2 separate regions of the Homo sapiens genome follow, and region 2 is linked to region 1. Evidence: chromatin loops called from intact Hi-C (ENCODE). Cell type or tissue: dorsolateral prefrontal cortex. All regions are shown on one strand. Links, peaks and the distances in the headings refer to the core of each region. The heading gives the core; the rest is flanking DNA. Region 1 overlaps CACNA2D3 (calcium voltage-gated channel auxiliary subunit alpha2delta 3). Region 2 overlaps CACNA2D3 (calcium voltage-gated channel auxiliary subunit alpha2delta 3).

Region 1 (5,378 bases), core at 289-5,288:
TACACATAGGCTCGTTTTGCCGGAATCCAGGAACTCTCTGATTTCTGCTTAGAACATGAGATGGAGCAGAATCTGCTGAGTTCTGCCCCTGCTGATGCCCGCATAGTTTGCTCTCTGATAACTGGGAGCCTAATCCATGCCTGTCCAGGCTTGGCTCTGCCCTGGGAGGCTGACAGCCCAGTGGAGCAGGGCCCCTGTGTGCTGCTTTCATCCACACACATGCACATTGGTCTGGTGACCCCCAGGACTGGGACCCAATTTTGCTCCTCCCTGCTGGGTTGAGTTCTGAGTGACAGTGAGTGCCCCAAATCCCACTTATAGAAATTCAGCCTGAGGACATAAACCTGGATGGGAACAAAGGTTTCTATGATAGGATGATCATCACCAGGGAATTTATAATCGCAAATACTGGTAACTCTTTAAATGTCTAACACTAAAGACCATTTTACAATAAATTACAACCCATCCACAGAAAGAAAAATGATTCTGTTTCTGAAAACTTTTTGATGAAATTAAAAAAATGCTCATGAAATTATAACAAAACAAGACAAAACCCAGGAAACAAAACCGTATATACACAAAAACACATAAAATGGTGGGAGGAAGGAGATATGGAGCTAATTAGGGTCAGTAGTTGGTATGGGAAATAGGGAGTCAATAAACAAACACCAACATATGAGTTAGGAAAAGAAGACTATCATGTCCCCGAAAGGAAATCTTACCTGTAGTGTCAACTTGCTTTTGTTAAAATTGCACATGATTTGAAAAAAGAAAGATGAGGAAGAACCTACTAAATGCGCACTTGGTTATCTTTTACCATTCGCTTTTCTTATTTGACTCACTTTTCCACAATTTTACTAATAGGAGTGAAAAAAAATGAGATTTAAAAAAAATAAAATCAATAGAGCCCAGGAAAATGAGTTGCAAGTTGGTTAAATGGCTGCTGTCTCTGCGGCACCAGTGACCTGGGGACAAATCCCCTCTCCCTCTGAATCAGACTGTGAGCTCTGAGAGGCCGGAGCGGCTTTGGAACCTAGTGGTTAGGCACCCTGGGTAGCCTTTCTCTGCTTCTTGCCTGCTGTGAGGTTCTGGGCAAGTCACTTGGTCTCTCTGGACTTTGGTTCCATTTGTCAACAGAGGAAACAATAGACATAATATGGTTGTGAGAGGTGAATTAAGCAATGCGTGCCAAGCCCTTGTGCAAGTACTCCATGCATGGTGGGTGGGCGCTCATGCTTTGGGTGGTGGTGGTTTTTTTTTTAACCGAAATGTCTGGTTATTTCTTAGGAGTTTGCACAGGGCTGAAGGCAGCAGGCTTGTTGTTTTCAGTGGTTTTCTTTTTGGCATTCTTCTTCATACCTAGTGAAGACGCTCCCTTCTCTTCATGTCTGCTTTCACTCCCACTTCCCTCATCCTGGCCTTGACCTGTTTCCCTTCTTTGTGACCTGCCACCACAGACATCTAGTCATACTGTTATTTTGGTCCTATGGATTCTAGAGTTTTTACTGAATGCCATTCACTATGATCTTTGCCTAGAACAGTGGTTTTCAAATGGGGGCAGTTTTGCCTCCCAGGGGAATGGCTGGAGACATTTTTGCTGTCATAGCATGGGGGAGGAGGGTTCTTATTAGAATCTGGTGCGTAGAGGCCAGGGATGCAGCTAAATATCCTGCAAAACACAAGACAGCCCCCATAACAAAGAAATATCCCACTCAAAGTATCGATAATGCCACTGTTGAGAAACCGTGGCCTAGACCAAGGGGTGCAGAGTAGGGGACAGTGACTAAGGGAGCCAGGTATGGTCTGTGCACCCATGACGTTGAGAGATACTTGTGAAGGCTCCCATTCTGCAATTTCACCACCCCCACCCCAGCTGGACCAAAAGTGGTCCAATTTTTAGCTGAAAGGAATAATATGGTGCTTCAGTTCTCTATTTTCTGTCTTAAGGAGCTTTGTAGAAAGGACCCCAAATAGATCATTTCAGCATGTCCTCTGACTCCCACTGCCAGACTGTGAGACCTCCTTTCCACAGACTACAGAGAGACCTTGTCACATAATTGCATCATTGATGCATGGTGTGCTGATACATAAGTGCTTTGCCATTTCCAGAGAGCTGGCACATAGATTATCTTCAGATCTGTTCAACATACCTGAGGGGTGGGGACTGCTAGAATTTGCCACCAAGCCTCTCTGAAGCACCTAAGTCAGACAGCTAAGAGGCAGTGGACTCAGACCTAAGCCAAGACCTCCCTCAGCTAATGACGACAGCGAGAGCTGCAGCTACTGCACTGGAATTGTCTCATTCCAGCTGACAGCCCTCTGCTGGGCATCAATATGACTTTTTCCATTTTATGGATGAAGAAAAGAAAACAAGCAAAGGTGAATTCGTCCATCTACAGGGTTGCTGTCATTGGGATATCTTATTAAATGTAAATATAAATCCCAGACCCAGCGTAAGGAGGGAAATGTTCCAGGCACCATATGCTATTGGCTTGCAAGGTTTCTTCATTCTAAATTTACCATTCCCTCAAAAGATAAAGACCCTGAGCTGAGACATACATCTTTGTTTTAGCTAAAAATGGAATCCATAATTACACTGTTTATCTGCTCCATTTCCTTAATGAAGGGGACTGTGGAAGCCCATTTCTGCTTGATTATCACAAAGGTATCATTTTGGTGAAGTTACACAAAGAGAACAGAGCTTGCTGGCACCCGGTTGTGAACAGGGGTGCATTCACAGAAACAAAAGAAGAGGAAGGCTTTTCAAATGGCAAATCTATTCAATCCCAATTGTCTGCACATAATTACTGTGAACCCAAGTCAGTTTTTCTCATCAGGGACATTTGTTGCTAAGGGAAAATTAAAGAAATTCAGTTGTGCGGACGCTCCCTTGGGTGCTTCATTGTGAGTGGGTGATAGGTCATGGTGACATCGGTGTAACTGGGATAGGAGGCACAGCAGTGTGGGCTCCAGGATGTGAGGGCCAGGCTCGCATCTGGACCCCATCACTCACTGCAGTGTGACCTTGGGCACGTGTCTTCGTTTCTGAGCTTTAGTTTCTTCATCTGCAAAATGGGACAGTAGCAAGGGCTTGTTTATTCTATGGTGATGAAGATTCTGCCCATGCTAAGGGCCTGGCACAGGGTTTGGCATGTAGTAAGTGCATAGTGAAGATTGATGGTGAAGGTGGTGGTGGTTTACTGTGTGAGTTAATGATGATTGTGATGAGTCACTCTCTGTGGGACCCACGGCAGGCAGTGTCTGCTTCTGGAACCTCATTTTTCACTTCTTGTAAAAGAAGGAATCAGCCAAACTGAGCTCAGTGATCCTTGAATACCTACAGCTTTGTAAGATGTGAGTTCTGAATGCCTAAGAGTTAAAACAGTATCCAGTATGGCTAGGCACAGTGGCTCACGCCTGTAATCCCAGCACTTTGGGAAGCCAAGGTGGGCGGATCACTGAGGCCAGGAGTTCGAGACTAGCCTGGCCAACATGGTGCAACCCCCATCTCTACTAAAAATACAAAAAAACTAGCCAAGCATGATGGCGCGTGCCTGTAATCCCAGCTACTTGGGAGGCTAAGGTAGGAGAATCGTTTGAACCCAGGAGGCGGAGGTTGCAGTGAGCCGAGATCACAGCACTGTACTCCAGACTGGGTGACAGAGTGAGACTCTGTCTCCAACAGCAACAACAACAACAAAAACAGTATCCGGTAGATTGCAAGCAGCCTCAGTTATTGGTTTGAAATTCCATAGATAAATAGTAGCAACTGCACATATATGTGGTGTTTTCCATAGCACTCTAGACAAAGTAAGTTCTAGCCATGTTATTTAAATTAAATGTGGCCATGGCTTTACACGATAATTCACGTTTCCCAAAAGCACATCAAGCAATTTCCAGCCAATAGTCGTGCTGCAAATAGACCCAACGGTTTATCACTATATCAGCATGGAGTGCCCTACAATTGTCAAAGGAAAAAGAATTTCATCTCCAGAAAGGATCAGAGCCAAATGAGTCTCACCATTGAGAGTATTGGACTCATTCCATTGTAACTGGGCCCAGACAATTAGAATTAGAGATGGTGCAATTATCAGGCTTATTCAAATCACGTGTGCTGCCTATCTCAGCCTGACCCAAAGACCTTTCTTATTTTTTTTCATTGGCTGAACTTCACAGAGCAGTTAAACATATACATGCTGGAGCCAGACAGCCCAAGGTCAAATTTTGGTTCTGCCACATACTCAGTGGATGAATTTGGGCAATTTACCCTCATTCTTTTTCCTCCATTCACCATCTGCAAAACAGATAACAACTGTTCATACCTCATAGTTTATTTTTTAATTTTGTCATGTTTTACTATTAAATTAATTAATTCATATTAAGCAGGACAGCATCTGGAACGCAGCAATTTCTTCATAAATGTAGCTGTTATGCCATCATTAGTTTTTTATATTCCATCTGCATGCTTGTGCCGCATCCACTTATAACCTAAGCTATTGTATACTTAAATCTTTATTTCATGTCAAGGGACTCACTTTTTGAAATTCAAATAATTTAAATATGAAAAGAAAGTTTTATAAACTGAAAACCAGAATGACTTGCCATACAGAGAAATCTGTTGTAAAAATCAGAACCATGAAAATAAAAAGTGTTGCCAAATTGTAGCCAGATCCTATGAGCTTTGTGTCTGGCCTCTTCAGCTTAAAAGGAGAGGAGAGCAAATGAGAGAAAGAAGTGAAAAAGATAGAAAGGTGTTAGAAACTCCCTGCTATCAAACAAAGATGTCCTTCTTACAAAACAGACGCACTGAAAAAGATTTGGGAAGAGAATGATGTTCCCACCACGTGCCTCTTCTGTGTTGTTACTGTTGGGCCTGGAGCACCTAAAATTCACCTTACCCTCCATCTGAAAGGCAAGAAACAAATGTGTCGTAAGGGACAGAGGTTCTCACATTTTTTGGTCCATTTTATTCTATTTTATTTGTTTGAAAACACTACTCAAGAGAGTCATTCTTGTATTCAGCAGGCATTTAATGTTCCCTCCAATGAGCTAGCATCTTGGGGACAGAGGGATAGTGTCTGAAACCTGGCCTTTCTGGAGAATGACTACCAGCACTGTACAATCAGTGTAGTCAGGAGTCAGAGAGGCAGCCATTTGCTTGCCTTTTCTACCAAAAAGTGATGGTTCAAAAAGCCCGACTCCATGAAATAGCACGAGTGCAGCAGGAGTCATGGTGGTAGTAAAAACATACACTTAAGCAGCACTCACAGCGTGCCAGCTACTGTCCATGTAATTCATTTGATTCTCAAACAACCACACAAGCTTGGTACTGCTATTCCCATTTAGCAGACGAGGACACTAAGATGTAAAATGGTTAA
Region 2 (5,378 bases), core at 180-5,179, 120 kb before region 1:
GTCTCCAGGACTTGATGATGGGTTTGTTGTGGAGGGTAGGGAGGTTGAGCCATCAAGGATCATTCCCAGGTTTATATCATGAGCTATTGGGCAGACGGTGCTATTTGCTAACACGAGAGACACTGGGGGAGGATCAGGTTTAGGGCTGGGCATGGCCAGTCTCTCTTCTAGACATCGTGAGCTGAAAATGACTGAAAGTCTCCCAAATGGAGATGTCAGGTAGGCTGTTTAGTATGCAAATCTGGAGCCCCAGAGAGACTGCCATTTTCATTATTAGGGGTGTCTTTGAACTGCTTGCCTTCATGGCATGGATCTTATTTCCTGGGAAGCTGGCAACGAATTGAGCCTTTCCTGGGGTTTCTTTCTCTAGTAAACCTTGTAGTGTTTCTTTTCGGCTCTCATGAAACTCAAAATCTTGAGCAAAGGTTGCTGATTCATTCCTAACACATACTAAAGATTTCCAAAATGGTAACTTGCTTTGTAGTCCACCATCTGTAACTGATTGGACAGCCTGGCTTTCCAATTTGGTGTAGGCTACAAGCAGAAATGCATTGTTTTGGTTTTTATTCAGCCCTTAAATACTTAAAGGTAGCATCCACCATTTTGACTTTCATCAAAGATCAAGTAACCAAATGACCTTACTTTGAAGATAACGTGGAGAATACTTTGGATCAAATTACTAGTAGCATTTAGGACAGAGAAACAAGCTCAAGAATTGGTGTTCTCTTCATACATTTATTGTAGGATAAAATTATGTGTTTGTGGACCAGGCATGGTGGCTCACACCTGTAATCCCAGCACTTTGGGAGGCCGAGGTGGGCAGATCACAATGGCAGGAGATCGAGACCATCCTGGCTAACACAGTGAAACGCTGTCTCTACTAAAAATACAAAAAATAAGCCAGGCGTGGTGGTAGGCGCCTGTAGTCCCAGCTACTCGGGGGGCTGAGGCAGGAGAACGGCATGAACCCGGGAGGCGGAGCTTGCAGTGAGCCGAGATAGCGCCATTGCACTCCAGCCTGGGTGACAGAGCCAGACTCCGTCTCAAAAAAAAAAAAAAAAAAAGAAAAAGAAAGAAAAAAAATATTATGTGTTTGTGAAGAAAGGCCATTTGCTTTTTGCATAGGAGAAATATACCTTGCAAATCTCCTAAAGAACACGCTCAAGCATATAGAATTTGCCTTGGAAGTTGAAACAAAATGATATTTAGTGAATTTTTACATTAGTTTTCCTTGCCAAGGCCGTTCTTAGAGTTCCTATGTGTAGCCTCCTACAGAGCTATTGGAAGAAGCCATTTCTTTACACATCTCTTTGGGGTTGGTGGTGAGAATAAGGCCTGTGGTCTGGTAGAAGTGATAAGCTGGGGCCCCCACAACTGTGTGGATGTCAAAACCAATTCCAACTACGTGGAATTCCAGGCTGTGGGATGCTGCAAACTTGGTTCCATGGCTCAGCTGCTTTAATGGCAGATTCCACAAATGATCTCAAGACCAAGAATAAACTTGGTAGCTTTAATGCAAAAAGCGAGTCCTAAGCCCTAACTGGCTAGTCCTTCCCATTCTTAGCCTGATCTCTTTGAACTTGCACCCAGAACCTTGAAATAAAGATGTGTGTATGGTTGGAAGTAGATTTTTTTCACATGCTGCTTTTGTTGGCAGGAAGTTCTTCATTTTTCCTGCAAGTATTACTTTGAAAACTTTTGTAAGGGATACAAGTTGGCAATCTGTGCTCGTGTGTGTGTGTGTGTGTGTGTGTGTGTGTGTGTGTGTGTGTTTCTGTATCTTCTTTTAAAGTTTAAGTTTCAAAACTGCTATTTGGTAAAAACATTCTGTGAGTCTTAAAATGCAATGTATTATCTGCTTACTGTCTAGAGGCCTCCCCCTGACGTCTGTTGTTCTGTTTCAGAAATTCTGACAAGGGCGTGGAGGTTGCCTTCCTCGGCACTCGCACGGGCCTCTCCAGAATCAACCTGTTTGTCGGGGCTGAGCAGCTCACCAATCAGTAAGTAGGAGGGATCCTCTACAGGGGCCCAGGGAGCTTCTGAAATGGAACATTCAAAGGGAAGCTTATTTCATTTCTTGATTCCACTACTGGTAGAAACATAATTTAGGCCACCCCAGGCCTATTGAGATTTTTCCTCTCTGTTCTACCATGCGGGCCCCAGCATGTGCTTTCACCTGCCTGTTAGCCCTTCCACCACCCTTTGTTCCTCAGGCTTGTTGGCTTCTGTCCACTGTCCTGGAGTCCTCTCCCGCCCTGATGAGTCATTTCAGAACTCTGGGAGGTGGTGCGGCTGCTGGGGGAGCCGCCAGAGGGAGGAAACACTCATCTCGTAACAAATGGCTTCAGGGTGTTCAGCTGTTCTGCAGCTATGCTGAGGAATTCCTGCCTGTACAAAAGTCACTGTTCCAAGTCCTGTTTGTTTACATTTTACTAATAAACCTCTGCCTCTGTGCTTAGCCTGAGGGGCTGCAGAGCTCCACACCCAGGAGTGGGCCCTCTGGGGATGCTGGGGTTTGACAGTGTCTCCTTGGACTTCCAAAGAGACGTGGATAGATGGTGGGCAGAGAGTTTCCAGGTCTAGTACCCAGATGCTAAGCCCCTGCATCTTCAGAGAACCACGGGCCCTTAACTCATCAAACTGGTGTTTCACCAGGGCTAGTAGGTAGACTGTGAAGTCTTTTCTGAGTCTGTTAATAAGTTTTTTCTATTTCTTTTCTCTGAAGCAAGAGCGATTGTTAAGACATGGACAAATGGGTCCCAAGATTCAGAAAGTTAGAGAGTGGTTTGCAAGTGTGTGTGTGTGAGTTCAGAGGTTACCACAGAACATTATACCCCCAACCTTCAGGGTACCTGGAGGTGAATAACCAAGCCACAGAGTAGCTGCCAATTTGAGAGGGATTGGCTCATCAGGGGTCCAAGGAGGCGGTGCTTCCTTGGAGCTTGACAGTGCTGTTTGCCTCTGCTAGGTGAGGCCCTGACACCCACCATATAACCTTACAAAACCAAGTCTGGTAAATGACAGATCAATCAATGTTTAGGTATTTTAAGAGATTGGCTTTGAATTCTGTTCCAGGACTTTGACCTTCTTGATACTCACATTTATCATCTATGAAGTTTGATTATAGTTGCAACTTGATTTTTAACGACTTTTTTAAGCGTTTTTCCCCCAGACAATTGTTTTTCCAGAGGGCGAGTTCCTGGGAAGGACTAGAGGTGCTGAGATACACATTGCCTTCTCCTGTTAGGATCCAGATAGGCAAGGGGAGACAAGGGAATTCATTTTCTAATACTCATTGAGAAAGTCTGCTGCTGGCATTGAGACTGAAACAAGCAAAGCTGCAAAACAGTAACAATAAAACATGACACCTTGCTGGTCTGATAACTGTGTTATTGTGATGGATTTAAAAGACAAAGGACCACAGTAAGGATGCTGGGAGGTGTACCTGGCTTATCTCACTTGGGTATCTTCATTCTGTCCTCCTGAAAAGTGAGAGCGATGATCTCTTTTGGTTACTGTGAAGATCAAAAAAAATTATGGATGAGCTGGGCACAGTGACTCATGCCTGTAATCCCAGAACTTTGGGAGGCCAAGGCAGGCAGATCACTTGAGGTCAGGAGTTTGAGACCAGCCTGGTCAACATGGTGAAACCCTGTCTTTACTAAAAATACAAAAATTAGCCGGGCATGGTGGCACACACCTGTAATCCCAGCTACTCAGGAGGCTGAGGTAGGAGAATCACTTGAACCCGGGAGGTGAAGGCTGTAGTGAGCTGAGATTGTGTCACTGCACTCCAGCCTGGGCAACAGAGTGAGACTCTGTCTCAAAAAAACTCTTTTTTTTTTTATGGATGGAAAATTTCTTTGGGAAGCTAAAAATTCCTACAACTGTGTGTTCTATTCTTTGTGGCATTACGTGACCCACAGAGTGGGTACTCATTGACAATTTGAATGGATGAAATCTGTCTTCAAGAAACTCCTGTCATTGCTTCATATAGAGGCACCTTGACATCTATTGTCTTAGGGTCTTACCTGCCTATCCCCTCCCATCAAATGGTATTTGTCAAGATCCAGCTATTTGGATACACTCTCTAAGCCAGGCTTAGAAAGTTTTTAGCATTTCTGACTTTTGGTTTAGTTTTTGCTTTTGACTAGGGCATGAAAGGCAGAGCTTTAAGTATTGGGCAGAGAACTTGATAATATAAAGTTGCTACCCTGCAATTATCTCATACTATCATCAGTCTCCTACACTGAGATTTCATCCCATACCCCCGCCACCTGCATTTGGAAGTAGGTCGATTATACTGAAACTTGGCCGTCACCCCCAATAGTTATAATACATTCTGTGCCTTCAGTACGACTTCTCACATCACATGCATATAGCATCCAGTGATGTTAGCCTTCACAGCGTACAGCCTTAAGTTAAGAAGATGACCACTTTACCCCTGCCCTTTCAACCACCAAGAACAAAAGAGCTCTTGGGCTTTAAGAATCCCATATATTTGTTAGAGCCTGTTTTCAGTGTCCATAACACTCTTTCACATATGGTGTTATGTAATTCTGATACAACCCTGGTAAAGTGCAGCGTTTTTATTGTTCCCATTTTGTAGATGAGTAAATGGGGGTCGGAGACTCAATTACTCACTCAGAGTCACCCAGTTCTTCCCAGAATCTAGACCAGCCTGACACACCACTGCAATAGCTCCTAGTATCCAGGAGGAGACTTTCACCTTACCCAGAAGGATCTTTCTTCCTGAAGAACATTTTTGGGATTCTGTAAAATCAGGTTGCTCCTTCCTGTTTCCTCCAGAATTGCTGCCTAGTAGTTGGCAGAGGCCTCCAGGGTTTCCCGGCAACTCAGTCCTTTCGCAGTGACACCAGGGCTAATGGGGATCAAGTGCTGCAGGCTCCTGCTGGCTGCCCTAGGTGCCAGCACTGTCCCGGGCAGCAGGGCACTGGACACCCAGATGTGCAGCATTCCAGATCTATTGCCAGCCACCCCCAAAGCCTGAATGTCACTGCCTTAAGTGAGGACCACTTCATACCTTCTAACCAAGCCACCATCTCATCTACCATGACTCTGGAAAAAGGTCCCCTGTGGGCATCATTAACCTGTGCTGCATAGACAGGGCACCTCTTAGCTGTAATGACCACTGAACAGACCTGCTGGGAGTGCGAACACCTTCTGCTCAGTCGTGGCTGCACCTGTGACCCAGGGTAGAGAGTAGCAATGCATCCTGCCATGGGCCAGGCAACAGAGGCTCCTCCTCACACCGTCCAGGTCAGGTTTATGAAGAATTTCATGTCTAGCGAAAGAAATGAAAAGGCTAAAATTTCAGTATTCCTGAAGCCTGATGACTTTTAGATTAGGAAACATTA

Evidence for each region. Peaks named below come from ENCODE experiments on the same cell type or tissue, not always from the same donor. Only the 100,000 strongest peaks of a DNase experiment are listed, where the experiment ranks them.
Region 2: it touches region 1 in a loop (2.2-fold over the local background); 2 of 110 quality-filtered maps call a loop at or near these places.

The regions. Positions count from the first base shown.
Region 1 is chr3:55,011,053-55,016,430 of GRCh38, forward strand. All of the region lies in intron 34 of CACNA2D3 (calcium voltage-gated channel auxiliary subunit alpha2delta 3), which reads left to right. Among named protein-coding and RNA genes, the nearest start is that of LRTM1, 86 kb to the left of the region's middle. In dorsolateral prefrontal cortex, for the core only: a CTCF peak has its summit at 2,338 (motif pointing left); no DNase peak of the experiment used is centred there.
Region 2 is chr3:54,889,451-54,894,828 of GRCh38, forward strand. It overlaps CACNA2D3 (calcium voltage-gated channel auxiliary subunit alpha2delta 3), which reads left to right. Exons shown (of 38, transcript NM_018398.3): 25 at 1,905-2,000. It overlaps CACNA2D3-AS1 (CACNA2D3 antisense RNA 1), which reads right to left. Exons shown (of 7, transcript NR_046666.1): 3 at 5,163-5,305. Among named protein-coding and RNA genes, the nearest start is that of CACNA2D3-AS1, 9.1 kb to the right of the region's middle. In dorsolateral prefrontal cortex, for the core only: a CTCF peak has its summit at 2,317 (motif pointing right); a DNase peak (open chromatin) is centred at 2,261; H3K27ac peaks cover 2,848 bases.